Regions from separate parts of the Homo sapiens genome. Here all the other regions are linked to region 2. Evidence: chromatin loops called from intact Hi-C (ENCODE). Cell type or tissue: dorsolateral prefrontal cortex. All regions are shown on one strand.

What was found. Hi-C counts contacts between places; a loop is a spot of excess contacts. Peaks named below come from ENCODE experiments on the same cell type or tissue, not always from the same donor. Only the 100,000 strongest peaks of a DNase experiment are listed, where the experiment ranks them.
Region 1: a loop joins it to region 2, with 4 times the contacts of the local background. A loop is called at or near these places in 73 of 110 quality-filtered maps.
Region 3: it touches region 2 in a loop (2.4-fold over the local background); 74 of 110 quality-filtered maps call a loop at or near these places.

Annotation. Positions count from the first base shown.
Region 1 is chr9:136,841,052-136,843,551 of GRCh38, reverse strand. RABL6 (RAB, member RAS oncogene family like 6) reads right to left here. Exons shown (of 15, transcript NM_024718.5): 15 at 2,365-2,500. AJM1 (apical junction component 1 homolog) reads right to left here and starts at 1,074. Exons shown (of 3, transcript NM_001080482.5): 1 at 963-1,074. RefSeq lists enhancers at 1-829, 961-1,255, 1,245-1,384, 830-1,711 and silencers at 605-934, 1,881-2,175. In dorsolateral prefrontal cortex, CTCF peaks have their summits at 887 and 1,091; DNase peaks (open chromatin) are centred at 1,091 and 2,071; H3K4me3 peaks cover 2,000 bases; H3K27ac peaks cover 2,500 bases.
Region 2 is chr9:136,943,549-136,946,048 of GRCh38, reverse strand. FBXW5 (F-box and WD repeat domain containing 5) reads left to right here and starts at 1,311. Exons shown (of 9, transcript NM_018998.4): 1 at 1,311-1,455; 2 at 1,943-2,158. The coding sequence starts at 1,966. C8G (complement C8 gamma chain) reads right to left here and starts at 806. Exons shown (of 7, transcript NM_000606.3): 1 at 591-806; 2 at 279-415; 3 at 50-120. The coding sequence starts at 728. RefSeq lists silencers at 1,268-1,847, 2,228-2,297 and an enhancer at 2,133-2,500. In dorsolateral prefrontal cortex, a CTCF peak has its summit at 1,159 (motif pointing left); a DNase peak (open chromatin) is centred at 1,298; H3K4me3 peaks cover 1,570 bases; H3K27ac peaks cover 2,296 bases.
Region 3 is chr9:136,857,937-136,860,436 of GRCh38, reverse strand. It overlaps MAMDC4 (MAM domain containing 4), which reads right to left. Exons shown (of 27, transcript NM_206920.3): 20 at 2,340-2,458; 21 at 2,161-2,251; 22 at 1,891-2,037; 23 at 1,584-1,718; 24 at 1,305-1,432; 25 at 1,120-1,228; 26 at 373-551. Among named protein-coding and RNA genes, the nearest start is that of MAMDC4, 6.8 kb to the right of the region's middle. RefSeq lists an enhancer at 2,156-2,500. In dorsolateral prefrontal cortex, no CTCF peak of the experiment used is centred here; a DNase peak (open chromatin) is centred at 1,196; H3K27ac peaks cover 1,704 bases.

The DNA of each region.
Region 1 (2,500 bases), 100 kb after region 2:
CACCCCCCTAGGGTTTGCAAGGCAGTCCCAAGCCATCGAGCCGCGAGCTCGTGGCAGCCCCTCCTCTGAGCTGCGCACCAGGCCTGGAAGCTGCCCGCTGGGGGTGGGCAGGGCGGAGGGTGGGGGAAGCCCCACTGCTTTGCAGGAGAGGGCCCTCCCCATTTCGCTCAGAAGGTTCCATGGAAACCTGCATTTCTTAGGCCCCCACGCGGCAGGCTGGCCTGGGTTCAGATGTGGGCTGCCAACCCCTCTGTGATCCCAGAGCCAGCTGGGGGGTGCGTCAGAGAGTGGCCACAGGCCTGGCCTCTGCACACCCAACACCTGGTCTGGGGGGTCTACCCCAGAGTGAGCTGGGGAAAGCGGGTACCTGGCCAGGCCCCTTGCAGGGCAGAACCTCAGGTGGATGGGCCTCTCGGGGTCTGGCCGGGTCCCCCCTCTGTGTCCCAGGTGTGCAGGGGCTTCCTGCTGGCAGGGCTGTTTTTCTGGGTCAGGGCCACGAGTCCCAGGCCTTGTGCCCATCCCAGCCTCCCCCGCCCACCCCCCCATCTCCCCCCTCCACCCCACCCGTGGCAGGACTGTCTACCCTCCTGCTCCCTCTTTCATGCTAAGCTCAAGGCCAGGCCGGAATCCGGCCGGATGACAGGGTGTGAGGCTCCACCCCAGGGAGGTGACAGTCGGCCTTGCTGGCTGCAGCTGTCGGTGACACCCCCTCCCGTGGGGATGGGGGTGGGGTCGGCCCTCTCCCGGGCCCAAGGCCTTCTGGAGCCCACGGAGATGGCTGGCGGCCTTCCCCACCTCCCAGCCCTGCCTTGCCTTGCCTTGCCCTGGCTGGGAGCGGCCCTTCAAGGGATACAGCCGGTGTTGCCTGGGGGCGGGGACTCCCCATCCTTTCGGCTGCCCTAAGGCAGCTTCCCCCGCCCATGACGGTGACACACTCAGCAACTCGGCCCCTAGCCCCTTACCTGGGTGCTGCTCTGGCTGTGCCCCGGTGGGCTGTGCCACCCCCAGGTCGGCTCCTCTGTGTCCCCGGCACTGCTGCGTCCCCGGCACGGGCAGAAGCTTCCAGGCAGCAGCGCGGATCCTGGCCTGGCTGCTCAGTGCTGCCCCTGATGGCAGCTGAAGGGGCTGTACTTAAAGGGGCCGCACCCAGTGGGGGCTGCACCGTGGAGCTGGGGATCATGAGCTGCACTGGCTCCAATTTGGGGCTGTGCAGAGCACAGGGTCCCTGCAGCACCCCCAAGACACAGACCTCAGTGTCTAAGCAGGAGTCTTGTGGCCCGGAGCAGCCTGCCAGTCCCGCCAGTGTCACCCCAACACACTTGCCTGAGAGGAGGGGCCCGAACCCTGGCCTGGGCTGCAGAGATTGGTCAGGGGCATCTTGGAATTCGCATCTCCTGTCGGGCGAGGCAGGAGCAGATGGGCTACTCTGTGCCCCACTGGCCTCTCCCCAGGCCCTATCTGCTTCAAGGCTGCCAATGCCAAAATCTTGGCGGGTACCTGGGGCCAGATGGCCCCTGCAGCCTCTTGTGTCCCCAGGATGCCATCCTCTCTGGGTGAGGCCACTCCTGCATCCGGTCCCTGCCAGCCTGGGAAGGCCTGCACGTGACCTGCCATACCTGCCTGGTAATGTCCTCGTCCCACTCTGCCAGCCCCTCCCCAAGGCATTGGGCCTGGGAACGTTCTAGCTTGGCAGAGGGGTGGGGAGCTGATGCCCTTGGCTCTGAAGGGCAGGACCTACCCCATTCTGCACTGTTCAAAGCAGGGCCCACTGAAACCCCAACATAGCCGTCCATGGTGTGATCCTGTCAAGTTCACGTACTGTCGACCCATCCCCACACCAGGCGAACCCCTGAACCCGGCCCTGACCTCATGGGCTGTGGGCTAAGGGGCCAGGCTAAGCTTGCTGTGGGCCACAGCACCTGCTCAGGGACTGCAGTGACTGCCCAACACCCTGGGGCCACAAGGCTCCCAGGCAGAGGAGCCTCCAGCTTGGCCACCTCCTCCCCTTCACTGGCACACTCTTCCTGCCTGCCCTGCAGGGTTCTCATGGCAACAGTAGCTGTGGGGGTGGAGGCTGGGCGCTGCTGACAGCTGGAGGGGGCAGGAGCCTGAAGGCGGGGGGCAGGGCTGCAGGCGGCTGCCTGGGAGCCTTGCAGAGTGGACTTCCACCTCCTGGGGCTGAGGTCGCCAAGCGTGCTGCGTGCAGCTGCTGAGCCCTGGCACAGGTGGGCTGGAATGTACCCAGGGTGTGGCCAGACTTGGTGGGACGTCCTCACACCACTGCTGGGCAGCCTCCTGCCAACCCACGGCAGCCTGGGCCCGGGGCAGCGGGAGCAGAGGTACAGGCAGAAGAACAGACACACGCAGAGTGAAACAGGAGTGCTTTATGGTCTGAGTGGAGTGTTTGGGAGGAGTGCCTCCCGGCTCCTGCCTTCGGGCTCACCTGAGCGGGGGCGCAGCTGAGGCCACTGTGGGAAACACAACCCCCACTCCCAGGAGA
Region 2 (2,500 bases):
CAGTGGCTGCGTCATCCCCCACCCACATGCCCTGCAGCCCCTGCCTCACCTTGAAGCAGGAAGCGGCCGAGGACCCCTGTGTCTCCATAGAGCTGGCGCACCTGCCAGCAGATCCCATCCCTGGGGGGGCGGGGAGGAGGCACCACAGGCTGGGAGACCCCAACCAGGAATCCTAGTCCAGGCCACAGCCGGGGTGGGGTCAGGGGCCAGAGCAGGGCTGAAGTCCGGGGGCTGAGAGGAGGGTTGGGGTTAGGGTGCAGGGCTGCTCTGGGACTCACAGCTTTCGGAAGGTACTGACAGCCATGGCTGTGCCCTGGGGAGCCACATGCAGTGTGGTGGCCTCGGCCCGGTGGCCCTGCTCCTGCAGGAAACGGCAAGCGGAGCCCACAGCCACAAGGAGCCAGGTCCCTGCAAACTGGGGGCAGACCATGGGAGAACTCGAGGGCACTGTGGGAGGGCCCCTCACCTGCTTCCCTCTACACCCCCCACAACTTCACCTGCTTCCCTCTCCCCCGCAACAACTTCTACCTGTCTCCCTCTACCCCTCCCACAACTTCTACCTGCCTCCCTCTACCCCCCCCAACTTCTACCTGCTGAGCATCAAAATTGGCCTTGGGCTGGATGGTGCTGATGGGGGATGCGGGCCGGCGTGGCCTCTGAGGCTTCTGGCCCAGCGAGCCAGCTGCCAGGAGCAGAGTCAAGAGGGTCGCAGTCCCAGGGGGCAGCATGGTGGCGGCAGCAGGGTGGCAGGACTGTGGGAGGCCAAGGGTAGCACCACCAAGTCCCAGGACAGAGTCTACTCTGCTGTCACAGAGCCCAGCCCAGGAAGTCCATGTCCATCCGTTGCCTCCCCACCCCCCACCTCCAGCCTCCTCGTGAGCCTAGCTTCGATCTGCACTTCCTGGCAGGGCCCTGGCACCATGTCCTATGTACAAAGTCCGAGTTGACCTCTGGCTGTTTATCCATTTCTCCTGCACCCCTGATTTCCACCGACAGTCCTTAGCCCTTTACACGTTATCTTCCTTAAACCATCACCCAGTGGTCTTATCTCCATGGCCAACGTCACGGGGTTCATGAAGCCACTTGCTCAGGGCCCGGCAACAGGGAGCGCCGGAGGCGGGTCCCGAACCAGCGTTCGTTGAGCCTCGCCTGCAACCCCGCCCACGACCGCCGCCCGCTGGCCACAAGGGGCGCTGTTCCCAATGCGCCCGAGTGCGCGCAGGCGCACAAAGAAAAGCCGGCCAGGCCGCCGGAGCCCAAGGCGCAGGCGCACGAGGGGCGGATGCGGGCTACCCGCGCGCTCTGCCTTCCTCGGCCATCGATGCCTCGGGGCTCGTGGCGTCGGGCCTGGCGGGCTCCCCGTTGGGCGGGGGCGGCGGTCCGAGCGGCTGCGGCAGCGGAAGCGGGTCCGGGTCGCGCAGGGCGGGGGCGGCGCAGCGGGCGGAGGCGGCCGTGGTGAGTGCGCCTGCGGCCCTCGGGGGTCCCGCCTTGTCGTCCCCGCCCGCCTTGGGCGAGTGCAGGAGCCCCGAGGCCGCCCGTGCGCTCGTCCCCGCCGTCCGCCCCGAGCCCGCCGGGCAGAGCTGCTCCAGGGCCGCAGGGCGGAGGCCACTGCCTGGCCGCCCCGAGCTTCCTCTCGGCGGAAGCCCGTCCCCGGACGGCGCCTGGTGTCCCCGTGCCTCGCGTGCGGCGGTCCGGGCCCTGGCGGGCTGAGGGGCGCCCGCTGCCGGCCGCAGGAGGCCGGGGGATGACGCGGCGGAGAGGGGCCGGCCCGGCCCGCCCGGAGCTGCCGGGTCCTTGGTTGGGCGGCGGTACCCGGGCGTCCCCTGCAGACACGCAGCCCCGTGGAACTCCCGGCGGGACGGTTGGGGCTGGAGGAACAGGACGCCCGCTCTCGGCCTCCCTTCCCGGGCCTGGGCTGAGGGCAGCCGTTGGTGGGTTTCAGGGCCGCCTGGGCAGAATGTCACGATGGACGAGGGCGGCACGCCCCTGCTCCCCGACAGCCTGGTCTACCAGATCTTCCTGAGCCTGGGCCCGGCCGACGTGCTGGCCGCCGGGCTGGTGTGCCGCCAATGGCAGGCCGTGTCGCGGGACGAGTTCCTGTGGAGGGAGCAGTTCTACCGCTACTACCAGGTGGCCCGCGACGTGCCCCGACACCCAGGTCAGTGGCGTGTGGGGCCCCTACCCACGTTCTGCAGCCAGGGCCCCGGGCCCCTGCGCTTGGGGGTCAGCCTGGCTGGGGGCCCGCCCCGCGGCCCCGCGTGTCCATGCTCACCCCCCCACACCCTGATAGAGGCCTGTCAGGACACAGCGCAGGCGCCCCTCAGAGCTTGGAGGCCAGAGGGTTCATTGGGTCACTTGGGGGGTGGGGGGTACAGGGGTCTCTGTGAGCTACAGGGTTGAATCCCCCAGCCGAGGCCTATGCCATGACTAGTGGGTTCCAGGGGCACCACGGGGCCTGCCAGGACTGCTGGGGCCACACTCGGCTCATGGCCGTGACTGC
Region 3 (2,500 bases), 86 kb after region 2:
CGATTCTCCTGCCTCAGCCTCCCGAGTAGTTGGGATTACAGGTTCCTGCCACCATACCCAGCTAATTTTTTCTAGTTTTAGTTGAGACGGGGTTTCACCATGTTGGGCAGGCTGGTCTCAAACTCCTGACCTCAGGTGATCCGCCCACCTCAATCTCCCAAAGTGCTGGGATTACAGGTGTGAGCCACCGCGCCCGGCCAAGGAGGAGGAGCTTTGACAGTGGTGGCTGGGAGAGGCAGGGCAGGGAGGGCAAGGATGGGCCTTGCACAGGTGGGGGCTCCTCCCCGGGGGGTTGTGTCCCGCCACTGCCCGCCCTCCAGCGTCACAGCTGAGCACAGAGGCTCCTGCCCACCCATCCCCAGGGGCTCCTACCGCATTGAAAAGGATGTTGTCAAAGCCAGGGGCTGTGGCCTCTGTGTTGCTCTGGAAGGGGCAGCTCCCCTTCTTCTGCAGCCAGCGCCGTCCCCCAAGTCCCAGCAGCACCAGGAGCATGAGCAATAGGAGGGCACTGCCAACCACAGCTGGCACAGACCCGGGTGCGGCTGTGTTCCCTGTGGGCCATAGGGACATGTGAGCCCTCCAAAGCAGCCCCCACATCTGGGGCTAAGGAGGAAGCCTGGGGCTGCATGGTCCCTCAGCCTCTGCTGGCTCCTGGGGTTCACCCCTATTTCAAAGGCAGAGGGTATTGGTTCTGCTACCACAAGGATGGGGCCTGGCAGACAGGCAGCTGCTGTCTGCAGACTTGGTGGGGCTCATGGCCCCAGGCGAGATTCTTTCCCTCACCAAGTGAGAGCAGTCAGTGGCTGCCCTGACCCGGCTGGCGGTTCCTCCAGGATGGACCTTGCCCTGGGTGTGGGCACAGGGAGCACAGAGGCCACAGCCAGGCAGGGCAGGCCCCAGAGGCTGCACCCCAGGGACAGCCCAGCCCAGGCAGCGGCCCCAGGGGTGAGCAGGGCAGAGTGAGGAGGGCACAGGGCCTGGGCCTGGCAGCTCTCTTGTCCTGTCTGGGTGCAGCATGCTCGCAGCTCCTGGGACCACACACTGGTAAGCCTGGCAAACCCCGAGCCAGGCTGGCCCCTTGGGCCCTCCTCCGTGCCTCCACTGCAGCCCAGGGCTCACCCGGGCTGGGGGCAGGCTGCTGGCAATGCTGCCCAGCCAGATACTCCACGTCATCCAGGGCAATGGGCCCCAGGGCTGGCTGGCCGCCCAGAGTGGCTTCAAACACGATCTGATGGAGAAGGAAAGGAGTTTGTGTGGGCCCTGGGTGGAGGAGGAGGAGGCTCCTTGCCCACAGCCAGCCTCACCTGGAACTCCTTGGCACTGGCTACCTCCACCTGGGCCTCCAGCCACTGGTGCCGCCGATGCCCGCCTGCGCCCCACACAGCCAGCTGGCCCTGAGCACTGTGCAGCAGTACCTTCAGCTCCCCCTTGTCTGAGAGCAGGGCCAGGGCGTGTCAGGCCTGGGGTCCTGGGGCTCCTGCACGCCTAACCAGGGGCGGGCTGGGGAGGCCACCTCCCCACCTCTGCTCCTGGACCCCTGCTGCCCCCGTTGCCCAGGCACCCATTGGCCCAGCCGGACTCACAGAAGTGCTCAGGAAAACCCATGTGGTACCAGAAGCGGAGGCAGGAGGCTGGGGTGGCCGGCAGAGGCTCGCTGCGCAGCCAGGCGGCCCGGCCCCCGGGGCCCAGCACGCCAGTTTCAAAGAAGGCAAAGTGGCCTGGGAACAAGAGGAGGCTGATGCCCAGCTGATGGGCAGAGCCAGCCCTCAGGGCCCGAGCAGAGGCTCGGTGAGCAGGGCCTCCTCTGGATGGGGCATGTACTCTGTGGGTGGGCAGCAGGAGGCCAGGTGGCTGTGTGTGCCTCCCCACCTGGCTCCAGTGGGCACGTACCTGCCTCTGTGCCCAGGGTGTGGTCCACAGGGGGCTGGGGGTAACGAGAGGGGGTGGCTCCCCCGCCCCAGTCCCAGCTGTATCCGCCCAGGCCGGGCCAGGCCAGGTGGCTCCAGCCACACAGGCCAGACTCAAAATCACAGGAACCTGCAGGACATGGGTGGGTGAGTGGTGCTGCCCCACGGCCCAAGCCCTGGGCACCACGACTACGAAGGGAAAGGGCTAGGCAGGCACCCCAGAGCAGGGCCGAGGCCACGGCAGGGCTCCCACCTGGCTGAGGGCAGGGCCCGTCCTGGAGGAGCAGATCATCCAGAGCCACGTAGGAGTGTGCCACGCCTGCGGCCACTGCCTCAAACACCACCTGGCGGGTGCAGGGCAGGGCAGCCTCAGCGGGTCCAGGCAGCCCTCGGGGGAGGGGGAGGGGGAGGGGCACCCCACCCTGCACTCACCCTCCAGGCTCGCTCGGCCTGCACGTCCATGCTGCCCAGGCGCCAGGCAAGCCCGCCGTGGGCACTGAGGCTGAGCACCTGGTGCCTCCCGCGCTCCTCCAGGTAGACCCGCAGGGTGCCTGCCAGCAGGGGCGGCCCAGGTCAGCAGTGTGGGGAGAGCA